Regions from separate parts of the Homo sapiens genome. Here region 1 is linked to region 2. A link is a loop called in an ENCODE intact Hi-C map of the cell type or tissue named here. Cell type or tissue: PC-9. All regions are shown on one strand. Region 1 overlaps CAV2-DT (CAV2 divergent transcript). Region 2 has its middle 140 kb from the start of CAV2-DT.

Region 1 (8,000 bases), 110 kb after region 2:
AGCCCTAGACCCTAAAAGGTCAAAAGGCCATCTTATTCTCAATATACATTTTATTACCCAATCTGCTCCAGATATTAAATAAAACTCCAAAAATTAGAATCTGGCCCTCAAACCCCACAACAGGGCTTAATTAACCTCAACTTCAAGGTGTACAATAATAGAAAAAAGTTGCAATTCCTTGCCTCCACTGTGAGACAAACCCCAGCCACATCTCCAGCACACAAGAACTTCCAAACACCTGAACTGCAGCAGCCAGGCGTTCCTCCAGAACCTCCTCCCCCAGGAGCTTGCTACACGTGCCGGAAATCTGGCCACTGGGCCAAGGAATGCCCGCAGCCCAGGATTCCTCCTAAGCCGCGTCCCATCTGTGTGAGACCCCACTGAAAATCGAACTGTTCAACTCACCTGGCAGCCACTCCCAGAGCCCCTGGAACTCTGGCCCAAGGCTCTCTGACTGACTCCTTCCCAGATCTTCTTGGCTTAGTGGCTGAAGACTGACACTGCCCAATCGCCTCGGAAGCCCCCTAACCCATCACGGACGCCGAGCTTTAGGTAACTCTCACAGTGGAAAGTAAGCCCGTCCCCTTCTAAATCAATACCCCTTCTAAATCAATACGGAGGCTACCCACTCCATATTACCTTCTTTTCAATGGCCTGTTTCCCTTGCCTCCATAACTGTTGTGGGTATTGACGGCCAGGCTTCTAAACCTCTTAAAACTCCCCAACTCTGGTGCCAACTTAGACAATACTCTTTTAAGCACTCCTTTTTAGTTATCCCCACCTGCCCAGTTCCCTTATTAGGCTGAGACACTTTAACTAAATTATCTGCTTCCCTGACTATTCCTGGACTATAGCTATATCTCATTGCTGCCCTTCTCCCCAATCCAAAGCCTCCTTTGCGTCCTCCTCTTGTATCCCCCCACCTTAACACACAAGTATAAGATACCTCTACTCCCTCCTTGGCGACCGATCATGCACCCCTTACCATCTCATTAAAACCTAATCACCCTTACCCTGCTCAATGTCAAGATCCCATCCCACAGCAGGCTTTAAAAGGATTAAAGCCTGTTATCACTCGCCTGCTATAGCATGGCCTTTTAAAGCCTATAAACTCTCCTTACCATTCCCCCATTTCACCTGTCCTAAAACCAGACAAGGCTTACAAGTTAGTTCAGAATCTGCGCCTTATCAACCAAATTGTTTTGCCTATCCACCCCATGGTGCCAAACCCATATACTCTCCCATCCTCAATACCTCCCTCTACTACCCATTATTCTGTTCTGGATCTCAAATATGCTTTTTTTTTACTATTCCTTTGCACCCTTCATCCCAGCCTCTCTTTGCTTTCACTTAGACTGACCCTGACACCCATTAGGCTCAGCAAATTACCTCGGCTGTACTGCTGCAAGGCTTCACAGACAGCCCCCATTACTTCAGTCAAGCCAAAATTTCATCCTCATCTGTTACCTATCTCAGCATAATTCTCATAAAAACACACGTGCTCTCCCTGCTGATCATGTCCGATTAATCTCCCAAACCTCAATCCCTTACAGAACAACAACTCCTTTCCTTCCTAGGCATGGTTAGTGCGGTCAGAATTCTTACACAAGAGCCAGGACCGCACCCTGTAGCCTTTCTGTCCAAACAACTTGACCTTACTGTTTTAGCCTAGCCCTCATGTCTGCGTGCAGTGGCTGCAGCTGCTTTAGTATTTTTAGAGGCCCTAAAAATCACAAAACTATGCTCAACTCACTCTCTACATTTCTCATAACTTCCAAAATCTATTTTCTTCCTCATACCTGATGCATATACTTTCTGCTCCCCGGCTCCTTCAGCTGTACTCACTCTTTGTTAAGTCCCAAAATTACCATTGTTCCTGGCCCGGACTTCAATCTGGCCTCCCGCATTATTCCTGATACCACATCTGACCTCCATGACTGTATCTCTCTGATCCACCTGACATTCACCCCATTTCCCCATATTTCCTTCTTTCCTGTTCCTCACCCTGATCACCCTTGATTTATTGATGGCAGTTCCACCAGGCCTAATCGCCACACACCAGCGAAGGCAGGCTATACTATAGTACAAGCCACTAGCCCACCTCTTAAAACCTCTCATTTTCTTTCCATCGTAGAAATCTATCCTCAAGGAAATAACTTTTCAGTGTTCCATCTGCTGTTCTATCTGCTATTCTACTACTCCTCAAGGATTATTCAGGCCCCCTCCCTTCCCTACACATCAAGCTCGAGGATTTGCCTCAGCCCAGGACTGGCAAATTAGCTTTACTCAACATGCCCTGAGTCACAAAAACTAAAATACCTCTTAGTCTAAGTAGACACTTTCACTAGATAAGTAGAGGCCTTTCCTACAGGGTCTGAGAAGGCCACCACAGTCATTTCTTCCCCTCTGTCAGACATAATTCCTCAGTTTAGCCTTCCCACCTCTATAGAGTCTGATAACAGACCAGCCTTTATTAGTCAAATCAGCCAAGCATTTTTTCAGGCTCTTGGTATTCAGTGACAGACTAATGGTCTATTAAAAACACACCTCACCAAGCTCAGCCACCAACTTAAAAAGGACTGGACAATACTTTTACCACTTTCCCTTCTCAGAAGTCAGACCTGTCCTCAGAATCCTACAAGGTACAGCCCATTTAAGCTCCTGTGTATACGCTCCTTTTTATTAGGCCCCAGTCTCATTCCAGACACCAGACCAACTTAGACTGTGCCCCAAAAAACTTGTCATCCCTACTATTTTCTGTCTGGTCATACTCCTATTCTCCGTTCTCAACTACTCATGCATGCCCTGCTCTTGTTTACACTGCCAGTTTACACTGTTTCTCCAAGCCATTACAGCTGATATCTCCTCGTGCTATCCCCAAACTGCCACTCTTAACTCCTGAAGTAAATAAATAATCTTTGCTGGCAGGACTATGCTGAATCTCCTTAGGCACTCTAATCAGATGTCCTAGGTCCTCCCAATTCTTAGATCTTTTCCATTTAGTTTTTCAATTCATACAAAACTGTATCCAGGCCATCACCAATAATTCTACACGACAAATGTTTCTTCTAACAACCCCACAATATCACCCCTTACCACAAAATCTTCCTTCAGCTTAATCTCTCCCACTTTAGGTTCCCACGCTGCCCCTAATCCCGCTTGAAGCAGCCCTGAGAAACATCGCCCATTCTCTCTCCATACCACCCCCCAAAAATTTTCGCCACCCCAAGACTTCAACACTATTTTGTTTTATTTTTCTTATTAATATAAGAAGGCAGGAATGTCAGGCCTCTGAGCCCAAGCTAAGCCATCGCATCCCCTGTGACTTGCACGTATATGCCCAGATGGCCTGAAGTAACTGAAGAATCACAAAAGAAGTAAAAAGGCCCTGCCCCGCCTTAACTGATGACATTCCACCATTGTGATTTGTTCCTGCCCCACCTTAACTGAGTGATTAACCCTGTGAATTTCCTTCTCCTGGCTCAGAAGCTCCCCCACTGAGCACCTTGTGACCCCCCCACCCCTGCCCACCAGAGAACAACCCCCTTTGACTGTAATTTTCTATTGCCTTCCCAAATCCTATAAAACGGCCCCACCCCTATCTCCCTTCCCTGACTCTCTTTTCGGACTCAGCCCACCTGCACCCAGGTGAAATAAACAGCCATGTTGCTCACAAAAAAGAAAAGAAAAGAAAAGAAAAGTAGAAATGCAATCAGTCAGAATATGATTTCAGAAATCCAGAAGAAAAATGTTGTGCATATGAATCCAATGACAGAGAGAAGAAAGGAGATGGATTTGAGAGATTTTTAAGGTATAGAATTGGCAAGATTTAGTTACAGATCCAAAATAGAGAGTGACAGAGAGAACCACATTTTTCTGATTTGGGTAATAAAATGTATGGAGTTTCCAATAACAGAAAATACTGGGAAAAAAAGATAATCAGATCTGAGGAAAAGGAGGGAAACATTTAAGTAATTATGTAACAAACCAAGTGAAAATATCTCGTATCAGATATGAAAGTTATTATGTATAATACATCTTAAGAAATTCTGGCTCAAACATATAAGGAAGAGGTTGAAGTTCTTAGAATGAAAATCTTAATTCTCAATGTAAACTTTGAGCAAATACATTAATAGAGATTGTGAACTTTCTGCAACTGGTAATAAGAAAAGATAAAATCAACTTTTTGAAAAAAGCAACATCCAGCATTAAACACTAGGGGGGAAGCATAGGATGCACAGAAATTACAAGTTAAAACAGAAAGTAAAAATTCTGGTCTAGATTAGCATATGGATTATGCAGAATAAGACAGAAGATTCTGCAGGAAATAAACTGTGAAATCTCAAAATTAACAGAATGACACCTCTCATGAATAGAGAAGCAAGAATTTTCAACAAATATTAGCCAGTCAAATCCAGCAAAATGTAATAAAGATATTACATTATGACCAAGTGGAATTTATCTCAGGGATGCAAGACTGACTCAAAATTTTAAAATCAATTGATATAATTAACCACAGTAACAGAATAAAGAAGAAAATCATATTATTATTTCAATAGGTGAAGAAAAATCACTTAAAAAAATTAAACACTGGGCCCAAACTCTCAGAAAACTAGGAATAGAAGGGAATGTTCTCAATTTAATAAGGTACCTCTAATGAAAACCCACAGCTAACATTGTAGTTAATAGTGAAATACTGAACACTTCCCCTTGGGATCAAGAATAAGACAAATGCATTCACTCACATTACTCCTATTAGCATAGTACTGAAAGTACCATAAGGCAAGAAAAACAAATAAAATATAGACAGATTGTAGAGAAGGGAGTAGAACTGTTGCTATTTGCCAATGTTGTGCTTGTGTATGTAGAATATCCTAAGGAATCAACACAACTCTAGAGGTAAAGAGTAAATTTATCAGGTTCTTTTAATTCAAGGTCAATTAACAAAAATAAATTGTATTTCTACATATTCAAAGCAAATAATTGGAAAATTAAAATTTTTAAATTATCATGTATAATAGCATCAAAACCATAAAACATTTAGAAACAAATTTAACAAAATATGTGCTGGATCTTTCAAACTGCAAAACACTGCTGAAAAAAATTAAAGGTCAAAATAAACGGGGAGATGTACCATGTGTCTTGGTTGGAAGACTCCATGTTATTAAGATGCCCATTCTCCATAAATTGATCTACAGATTCAACACAATTGCAGTTAAGAATTCCATAGATCTTTTTTTTTAGAAACTGACAAGGTGATTCTCTCTCTCTCTTTCTCACACACACACACACACACACACACACATCTTAGATTACTATATATTTGTGAAAAACATACATATATTTGTACATGCGTGTACAAAGAATGTAAATAGTTGAAACAATTTTGAAAAAGAACAAAGTTGAAGTACTTATGTAACCAGATTTCAGGAGTTAAAGCTACATTACTTGAGATAGTGAAGTAAGAATATATGTATAAATTAATGGAACAGAAAAGAGTGCCCAGAAAGAGACTCACGCATAGATGTGCAATTATTTTTAATAAAGTCAGCAAGGTAGCTCAATGGGAAAGAAAATTCTTTTTAACAAATGGTGCTAAATTAACTGCATATGCCCATGGAAAAACATGAACCTTACACCATGAATAATAATTACCTTGAAATAGACTGTAAACTTAAACGTAAAAGCCAAAACTAAAAAAAAAAAAAAACTTTTAGAAGAAAATATATAAGAAAATATTCAGGACTTTGGGGTAGACAAAGACGTTTTAGCAAAAATGCAAAAGGCATACACCATCAATGAAAATTGGTAAGTTGGACAAAATTTGAAACATAAGCTCTCTGGAAGACATTATTAAGAAAACGAAATGGCAAGCCACAGACTAGAAGAAAATAGTCACAATACATATATATATCAGACAAGATACATGTGTCAAGATTTTATTTAGAACTTTAAAGTTTTGATTAGAAGATGAACAACCCACTTTAAAAAAAAAAGAGGACAAGTACTAAGCAGATATTTCACACACAAAAAAAGTTTATGAATCACCAATAAGGACATAAAAAGATGTTCATCATTAATCATAAGGAAAATTACATTAGTCCATTCTCACACTGCTATAAAGATATTAGCTGAGACTGGGTGATTTATAAAGGAAAGAGTTTTAATTGACTCACAGTTCCACATGGCTGGGGAGGCCTAGGGAAACTTGTAATCATGGCGGAAGGTGAAGGAGAAGCAGGCACCTTCCTCACAAGGTGGGAAGAGAGAGAGCATGCTTGAAGGAGGAAGTGCCACTTTTTTCAACCATCAGCTCTCATGAGAATTTACTCACTATCATGAGAACAGCATGGGGGAAACCATTCCCTGATCCAGTCACCTCCCACCAAGTCCCTCTCTCAATAAGTGGTGATTACAATTAGAGATGAGATTTGTGTGGGGACACAGAGCCAAACCATATCAAAAATGCAAATTAAAACCACAGTGAAATACCACTACACATCCACGAGAATGGCCAAAATGAAAAATACTTACAATGCCAAATGCTGGTAAGAATGTGGAGCAACTGAAACTTTCGTGCACTGTTGCTGAAAGTGTAAAATGGTACAAATACCTGGAAAACAGTTTTGTATTTTCTTTGGTTTTTTTTTGTTTGTGTGTTTGTTTGTTTGAGACAGGATCTTGCTCTGTTGCCCAGGCTGGAGTCCAATGACATGTCATATCTCACCACAAACTTGACCTACCCAGCTCAAACAATCCTCCCGCCTCAGCCTCCCTGAGTAGCAGGGACTACAGGTGCATGCCACCATACCCAGCTACTTTTTTTTTTTTTTTTTTTTTTGTAGAGACGAGGTCTCTCTATGTTGCTCAGGCTGGTCTAAAACTCCTGAGCTGAAGTGATCCTCTTGCCTTGGCCTCCCAAAGTTCTGGGATTACAGGCGTGAGCCACCATGCCTGGCCTTTTCTTCATTTTCATGTGAAGTTAAACATCTATTCATCATATAACCTAACAATTCTTTCCCCTGTTTTACGCAAGAAAAATGAAAACATGTATCTGCAAAAGGATTTGTACGTAAGGATTCATAGGAATTATATTCATCATAACCCAAAACTGGAAATAACCCACGTTATTCAGTAAGTTATATCAATATTTGAATGGATAAACAAATGATGGCATATTCATACAACAGAATAGTTCTGAGTCATGTTCATGTTCTATGGACACTTCTGTAAATTCAATCTCATTTTCTCATTTAATAAGCATAATTCCTGCTAGAGTAGGAGCTATAAAATATGCTGCCCCTTAAATGATGTTGAAGAAATTTCCATATTAATGATTCATAATTACTTGTCATGTTCCATACTCACTCATATTGAACCCCAAAGTTATGTTATCATGTGCTAGTCTTTCTAAATCATTTGCTAAACAAATCAAGGAATCAGAGAGTATGGCATGTATGACAACACCTCATGTCATTATAGATATTTTAAGTATTTTAAATAGCTCTTCATCCTCATTAAAACTGGGAACACTGTGGAGACTTCTAGATTTATGCATTATTTTTACTTATATAACACAGCTTTTCTTCATGTCCTCTTCTTCACTGCTTCACAAACCAACCTGACATGTTTAAAAACTTTATATTCCAATGTACATTTAGGGAATATTTTATAAAGAGACACAGAATTGCCCAGCACTTCACTCAAATGTTACTCATTAGACTTACCTCTTCCCAGGCTCTTCGGACTCTCAGCAGCTAGTTCCTCTCACAGTCTCAAACCCCCTTCTCCTCCCCCAATCACCTATCTTCCCTCTCTCTCCACTCATTTCTCCCAGCAACCACTCCATCTCTCTGCTGGTCTCTTTTTTTTCACTCCTTTCTGTATCTCTCAGCATTTCTCATGCAGAACAATTTAATTCTCACTCCCCTTCAATTTTGAATTCAAGCAGTTGGCCCTCTGCTTAATACTGCCTTAAGCATTATCCGAAAATGAAGATT
Region 2 (8,000 bases):
TAACACTTTCTGTGGCCCTGACCTCAGTAGGAACAGGACTGCTATCTAGAAAGACCAGCTCTTGATGTTTGATGTCCGGGCTATACCCCCAAAACAATGAAATCAGCAGTCCTTGTGGTGGGACAAGGAGAGGGCTAGACACCGAAATGCACCTAAAATTTTCCAGGTGATTCTAATGTGCAACCAGGGTTGATAATCACTGGGACAGTCTAACAGGCCCACACCAAACACAGTGAGAGAAGTAAGCAAAGGGAAATCTATTCCTTGCCCTTAAGAAATTTGCTGGCCAGGCTCGGTGGCTCACACCTGTAATCCCAGTTCTTTGGGAGGTCGAGGTGGGTGGATCACGAGGCCAGGAGATGGAGATCATCCTGGCTAACACGGTGAAACCCCGTCTCTACTAAAAATACAAAAAATTAGCCGGGCGTGGTGGCGGGAGCCTGTAGTCCCAGCTACTCGGGAGGCTGAGGCAGGGGAATGGCGTGAACCCGGGAGGCGGAGCTTGCAGTGAGCCAAGATCGCGCCACTGCACTCCTGCCTGGGTGACAGAGCGAGCGAGACTCCATCTCAAAAAAAAAAAAAAAAAGGAATTTGCCAAAAGTGAATAAACAACTCTGTAGGCAGTGGACATCTTCTAGAGTAGCTATCCGCTCCTCCATCTACAGGCTGCAGTAGGCGTGGTTTAGGCAGCTGTTTGTACCACACTACCCTGCCAACAACATTGATTGAACAGAAGGCTGGATATGCAGCACAAGGCAAGATGATCCAATCCCTTTAAATTTGGAATAAAGACCCTAAGTCTAATTCAGATATTTGGGGGATGTTGAGCTGAAGCATAAAAGCAGAAATGATAAAGAAATTGGAAGAAATTAAAAATTTGGAAGAGAGAAAAGGGAAGAAAATGAAAGTAGACATGCCTAAGAAAGAGTCAGAGGGGTACTGTATGATCCTGAGAGTCTGAGAGAGCTGCCTAGGCTTCTAAGAGGTTTCCAGTTTACATCATGAAAGGCCCGTTTCTTGGACTTTGTAGGTTTACAATACCTTCTCCTTAGTTTGAGACAACTGAGTGGGTCTCTGCCCTTTGCAATAAAAAAGGGTATCCTGTTTACCTTCTGGTTTCCAGTTCAATTCTCACTTGAATCCTCCATGTGTTTACCTTGTTTCCGAAAATGATAAGAGCAATGAGAGTTCAGAGAAGTGGGAAACCAAAGGGCGCCGGAGTGGTCTGAGGAGGTTTCACAAATCATGTGGGGATTGAACTGAATCCCAAAAAATGGAAAGAAGGGAGCTCCCTCACTCCGGGTGAAGGAAAGAGTAGTACAAAATCACAGAGGCAGGAGTGTGCCCAAGGAGACTGGAGTCTACACAGAAGGATGTGGGACGCCAGAAAATTAATTTAACCTGGTGGAGTGAACCTAATGAAAGCTCAGCAACACTAGCTCCATGCTCCTTCTACTTCTTGACGTATCCTACAGGTAAAAAGTCCTGAGACCCAGCAGGTTTTAAGAAATGCTTCCTAAACTCTTTTATATATATATATATTTTTTTAATTTTGAGACAGAGTTGCGCTCTTGTCGCCCAGGCTGGAGTGCAGTGGCGCGATCTCAGCTCACTGCAGCGTCCGCCTCCCGGGTTCAAGCAATTCTCCTGCCTCAGCCTCCTAAGTAGCTGGGATTACAGGCGCCCGACACCACGCCCAGCTAAATTTTGTATTTTCAGGAGTAATGGTGTTTCACCATATTTTCCAGGCTAGTCTCGAACTCCTGACCTCAGGTGATCTGTCCATCTTGGCCTCCCAAAGTGCTGGAATTACAGGTGTGAGCCACTGCTCCCTGCCCATAAACTCTTACATACGTTCCATGTTGCCTCACTACTTTAAGGGAAAACACATTAATAATAACAAACAAAAAGTAATAAACAAGAGAAAAGCATTGATAGCAACAAACATAGTTGCTTGCCTGTTTCTGTCAAAAAAATAATTTTGTACACATCAATGGATTCTTATGGCCTGTTTTATTCTTCGCATATTTTGGCAGAAGTTGGCTGTTGAGAATACATTTTACTTCATTTTTCAAAGTAATTCTTTTTTTAAAAAAAACTCTTTAACTTAGTTGCATAATTACATACGTGACTAGGATAATAGTCTATGACCATGATTGGTGAAAAGGTAGTGTATTTTAGTATTAACTACAACTTAAAAACATTATGGGTAAGATTAATTAAATGCTGTGAAATTTGCCATAATATTTACCATCAGCTGGAAATAAAGAGAACAGAGTTGTAAGTATTATGCAATCATTTTAATTCAGGCCCATTCCCATAAGTGATACAGACCTGGAATTGTAGTGTGAAGTCACAGGCAGGCTGGCACCCAGCCAATACACATCAGCACACCAGCCTAGGACTGTACCATGCCAGTGCTCCAGACTTTGACTTTCATCCCAACTCACTTCCAGGGACCTTTTCAAAGATATTCAGTAGACAGCCTGTATTTTCTGCATACGCTATACCCGGCCCTCAAGTTACAGACAGCCCAAACTAAATGGGATCTTGGAGGTTAGTTGACATTTTACCAATGAGACAACTAAGGTAAGATAACTGTTAAGATTAAGGGGAATGCTGAATTTTCATTTTTCTAAAACAAACAAACAAAAAAAGTTTCTTCTTCCAGCTAACATCTCAATCACGTACCCAAAATGACTTTTAAAAATTTCACATTCTTTCTACTAAGATGCCAGCGGCAGCAGCCTACTCCATACGTCAGGCAGTGTTTGTATATATTTCAGCGTATCCAAGCAAGGCCTTTTTAACTTTCCATCCTACAGACGAAGCTGTACTTTCCTGAATGGCAGCCAGGAAAAAACTTGGGGATTTGGCAGGAAGACTGTGGGAAGCCTGGTGTTCCACCAGGCTGAGATCTGGAGCGGAGCTTTCTACAAAGACAGAGGAGCGAAACACCTCCCTTTGTTTAGCTCTTCATAGGAGCACAAATGGAGCCCCCAGATTGTAATCAGGCCCTATTGTATAAACTTGGGGTTTTCAGGCCATACAGCATTTTTGGCAGCAAATCCCTTATTATTTTTCAGCTGGAAAACCAATTAGCATTCTTTTTATATCTGGGTGTTAATACTTGGGCCTTAGAGCAATTTTTTGGCCACTGGCCCACATGGCTGTAGTCTCTTGGGCAATGCCTGACAAATTGAGATAAAACTGTTACTTCATGTTTTCCTACAAAGACAAAACAAAAACTGTTTCCTGCTCTTATTAATTGGATGAAGTCAATTTCCACATTTAACAAATAAGAAGGTAAGCATAATCAGGGTGTCAACCCACGGCTCTTATCTCTCCCCAGGCTGGTTCCTCTGCAGGAATGTGAGGGAGCAAGACTTGTCAGGTTCTGACTAAGCTTTCCTTTTATTGGAAAAATAAAAAGTCCTCCTGGGCAACAGAGACCTCTGTCAGGTGAACAGGCTGCGACCACCACAAGGTCACCCTTTGGTCTCAGTGGCATTTTTGCTTCACAAGTCTGAGCGATGTGATTTACCTGAGGGAAAGAATTGTTAGGAGATTCCAGCCATGACAAGTGGATTAGTCATAACAGTCAAGAGGACACTGCCCAGTTTGAGAGGAATAAACAGAGCCAAACATTTCCCTATCTCGAAAGCATAGCAAAGTCAAGTTCACGCTCCGGGAATGTAGTTTACGATTAGAGAAAGCCATATCTGGGCTGCTGTCTCAGAATATCTAAGCGAGTAGAGAAGAGGAGGAAAGGAGTTTGGAATGGCTGTGGGAGGTGCCCATCCTGTTAAGTGTTCCCCTATGGTAAACAACCCCTGCCATGGCAACACAACTTCATGCTGCAAATCAGAGGAGCGCAGCCCTCCAGCGAGCAGACCACAACTTGGGAAAATCTCCAGGATGATGCAAAATATTTCAAAGGGAAGTGGTAAAACAAACAGAACGGAAACACAGCCATACAACTGCAGTTTGAAGACAAAAATTTGTTAGGTACAAAAAATAGTTTGGGTGCAATTACAGGAGCATTTTTGTGTTGCTGGTACTGATTGTACATCTCTTTGATAGAAATGGCCTGAGGGGTTGCTGCTCCCCTTCAAGACTTTCTTTGTAAGTAGTGGGCGGTGGCATCATTTAAAAAAAATCCACTTGAAAGACTTCTTTAAAGAATTTGTACAGAACATTTTCTTTGCAAGAAAATCTATTCTGAAGCAATATTATTTAACAACGGGGCTGTGTTTTGAGTCATATGAAAATTTATTATCCAATTTTTTCTTATTGTTATATTTGCTATCAAGAGCAGAAAATGATCATCTATAATAATTTAGAGGAGCGACTAAAAATGCCCAATCACGCACAGGAAAAGAAGCACTTGACTTGCATCTCTAGAGCCAGAAATCACCCGATTCTCTATGCAGAGGGTGGCCATACACCGCAGTTTGCCAGGAGAGTCTCAGTTGACTCTAGTTGTCCAGATTTAATTACCAACAGTGCCTCTTTCACTGACAGAAGTGTTCTGGTTTGGATAGTAAATAATTTGGTGACCCTATTGATTCACAGAGCCCAAGAATCTTCTGTCTGCTCCTACTCTCCCCGGGGACATCAGTCTAAGACTCTAAAAATCAGAACGTAAATGCAAAATGAAAAAGAGTCGGGTGGGGAATTGCTGCCACCTGGTAAAGAAGAAACCTCGACAGTTTGGCTTCACCTAAAGGAAGCATGGAAGGACTGTGAACAAAATTAACCCTGTGTGTATTGAGGAGAGGAGAGTACCCCCCTTCATAGAGACCCCCTGCGGCAGCCTTTAGGAATACCTGGGAGCTTCCCACTGGATTAGACACCAAAGTCTAAACAAGTGCTCCTCTGTCAAATCCTGGAAGGCGGACAGTCATTTCAAAAGCAGACATGCATGCTGCCTCTTTTTGTGCCTTGCAGCCCAGAAAGTATTGCTCAGATGTTCCAAATCAGAAGGTGTTCAGCCACTTCATACTGCCACCAGCCATGCTGCTGGGCTGCAGCTATTTGGATCAGAATGGAACTCTTTGATCTGTTTTATATCTAAGTTTAACTATGGCCTGGGTCCAAAAGGTAGACTAATTTTGGCAACTTCCCCTGTACACTTTTATCTAGAGATAAAAGGAACACTTGGAAGCATAAACAGAAGGTGCATTTCTGTAGGCCCAATAGCCAGCACATCAAAACACAAGACCATAGAAGCTGGTGCTGAATATTAGTTCTGATTTTAGAATGCAGCTCTACTCTGCTACCTCACTCACTGGCAGCCAGTAGGACCATTTCCTTCTATTGTAAACATATAAAGATAACATAGCATTACAGAACTCAGAAAGGAAAGACTCATTTCCAGCACAGTGACTTCCATTTTTACATGAATTTTTAAAATTGAAAACCATGATTTTTAAGTTATAAAGTAATTACACTGGCTTTGGGTCCAGGAGTCCAAGGCTCTCATACAAATATGTGGGTGACTGGAGACCTGAGCATCGATACTCTTCCAACCTCCCTGTCTCTCAAGCGGTCTGTGCTTTAATCAGGAATTTATGGCTTGGTAAGCCCAGTTAGGAGAGTGGAACATAAATCCCCAGGGGCAGCCAGCTTGGAGCTCCAGAGAAGAGTTATAGCTTGCCCATGACCTTTGCACTATGTGAATTTGTCAGTGAAGGACCAAATGAGAGAAATGCAAGGCCTGGCAGGGTTTAATGTAGCCCATTTTAACTTATAGTCAGAGCTACTGTCTATTCCAGAATAGGACAATGGACAGTGGAGTTCTAAAAATAGTAAGGTGATTTTTCTATAGGGACATGCAGCTGAATACACAGAGGCAGTTTAGCTGCATGCAAATCAGATAAGCTCTGAGTAGCAGTATTTGGTACCTTATTGCCAAACCAGTCCATTCTATAAGAAGTACAATCACCAAATTGGAAGGAGACATTTCTAGTCTTTCCTTGCTAGGATCTAAAGAGACCAGTGAGTTTCTTGAAGGGCTCTTGGGACACATAGGACCTGACTGACAGAATAATGTGACATGGCTTAAACACACTAACATGACCAACTACCCCCAAATAGTGATTTGCCAAATGGAGATGAACTAACCAGGCCAGTGCTGGGCAGTTAGTGGAAAGGAATACCACAGAGTTTGTGTATAAAAGGGCCCTAATATAGAACAGTGAAGTAACACTGGGACACATTTTTTGTAGGTCATCAAATGGCATCACAGAATTAATTTGCTGAAAAATACATAATATTAACTATAATTCCTTTGAATGAAATTACCTTGTTTTGTTGATGTAAAAATTGAGAAAGTAGTACCATCTATTTGGGTTTTCAGTGGGGATGTTTTCCCAGTTTCTGGGTAAAAGGATATGACTCACGGATGAGAAATATGAAATTCCCATTAAACTGTCCTGGTTGGCCAGGCACAATGGTTCATGCTTATAATCCCAGAACTTTGGGAGGCTGAGGCAGGCAGATTGCTTGTGCCCAGGAGTTTGAGACCAGACTGGGCAACATGACAAAACACTATTTCTACAAAAAACACAAAAAATTAGCCAGGCATGCCTGTAGTCCCAGCTTCTCGGGAAACTGAAGTGGGAGGTCCAGGCTTCAGTGAGCTGTGATCACTCCATACATTCCAGCCTGGGCAACAGAGCGAGACCCTGTCTTGAAAATAAAAATAAAGTGTCTTGGCCATCTCAGAAATCAGAATTCCACATAAAGTTTGGGAATTGCATTAGATCATATCTAAGACCTCTTTCAAATGCAATTTTTGCATAGCAAGGATCTGAACAGTCTTGAAAGGATTTCCTTTTATGTTCATTTCAAAAAACCCTCAGAAAAGAAAAAATTGACAGCACAGCCCAAGGTCAAGAGAATAAGTAAGTACAGAGAAGGCTGAACTCAAGTTAGCAACAGACATGTGATTCCCACAGCCTCCTCAAAGTAGTTCTCTATCATGTGAGGAAGAGCTTGAGCCACCAGACCTGACCTTTCCTGAATATTCCTCTTTAACAACAAAAAATTATTTTAGTTAAACAATAAGAACCACATGACTCTACTCTCACACAGTAAAAGAGTCAATCCATTAGATCGCTAGACTAATTCATCACGCATGACTAAAGAAAGTAAATTTCAGGTGCTTTTGCCATACACACATAGTTACAAAAGGTGGCAACTATGTAAGGGGAAGAATATGTTAATTTGCTTTGCTGTGTTAATTATTTCACTATGGATAGTTACATCAAAACAGCATATTGTACACGTTAAATCTACACAACTTTTTTTATTTTAATTTTTGAGACGGAGGCTCGCTCTGTTACCCAGGCTGGAGTGCAGTGGCGCTGTCTCGGCTCACTGCAAGCTCCGCCTCTGGGGTTCACGCCATTCTCCTGCCTCAGCCTCCCGAGTAGCTGGGACTGAAGGCACCTGCCACCACACCCGGCTAATTTTTTATTTCTTATTTTTTTGTATTTTTAATAGAGACGGGGTTTCACCATGTTAGCCAGGATGGTCTCCATCTTTCTGACCTCGTGATCTGCCCGCCTCGGCCTCCCAAAGTGCTGGGATTACAGGCATGAGCCACTGCACCCGGGCTCAATCTACACAACTTTTATTAAAAAGAAAGGAAAGGGTGCTTAAGAAAAAAATACCCAAAAGCAATGAGGTAAAAAATAAATGAATACAGTGTATCTATACATATATGGGACACATACATTACATATGATTCTGCTATGCTGTGACAACCTGTTTTTATTTGAGTCTTAGGGGCTGGTTACAGTGGCTCACACCTGTAAATCCCAGCACTTTTGGAGGCCAAGACGGGTGGATCGCCTGAGGTCAGGAGTTTGAGACCAGCCTGGCCAACATGGCAAAACCCCATCTCTACTAAAAATACAAAAATTAGCCGGGTGTGGTGGCAGACGCCTGTAATTCCAGCTACTTGGGAGGCTGAAACAGGAGAATCACTTGAA

The links. Hi-C counts contacts between places; a loop is a spot of excess contacts. Peaks named below come from ENCODE experiments on the same cell type or tissue, not always from the same donor. Only the 100,000 strongest peaks of a DNase experiment are listed, where the experiment ranks them.
Region 1: a loop joins it to region 2, with 7 times the contacts of the local background. A loop is called at or near these places in 2 of 110 quality-filtered maps.

What each region holds. Positions count from the first base shown.
Region 1 is chr7:116,457,462-116,465,461 of GRCh38, forward strand. All of the region lies in intron 1 of CAV2-DT (CAV2 divergent transcript), which reads right to left. Among named protein-coding and RNA genes, the nearest start is that of CAV2-DT, 38 kb to the right of the region's middle. In PC-9, no CTCF peak of the experiment used is centred here; no DNase peak of the experiment used is centred here; H3K27ac peaks cover 607 bases.
Region 2 is chr7:116,351,462-116,359,461 of GRCh38, forward strand. No RefSeq gene overlaps it. Among named protein-coding and RNA genes, the nearest start is that of CAV2-DT, 140 kb to the right of the region's middle. RefSeq lists an enhancer at 2,148-5,594. In PC-9, no CTCF peak of the experiment used is centred here; a DNase peak (open chromatin) is centred at 3,580; H3K4me3 peaks cover 1,841 bases; H3K27ac peaks cover 5,569 bases.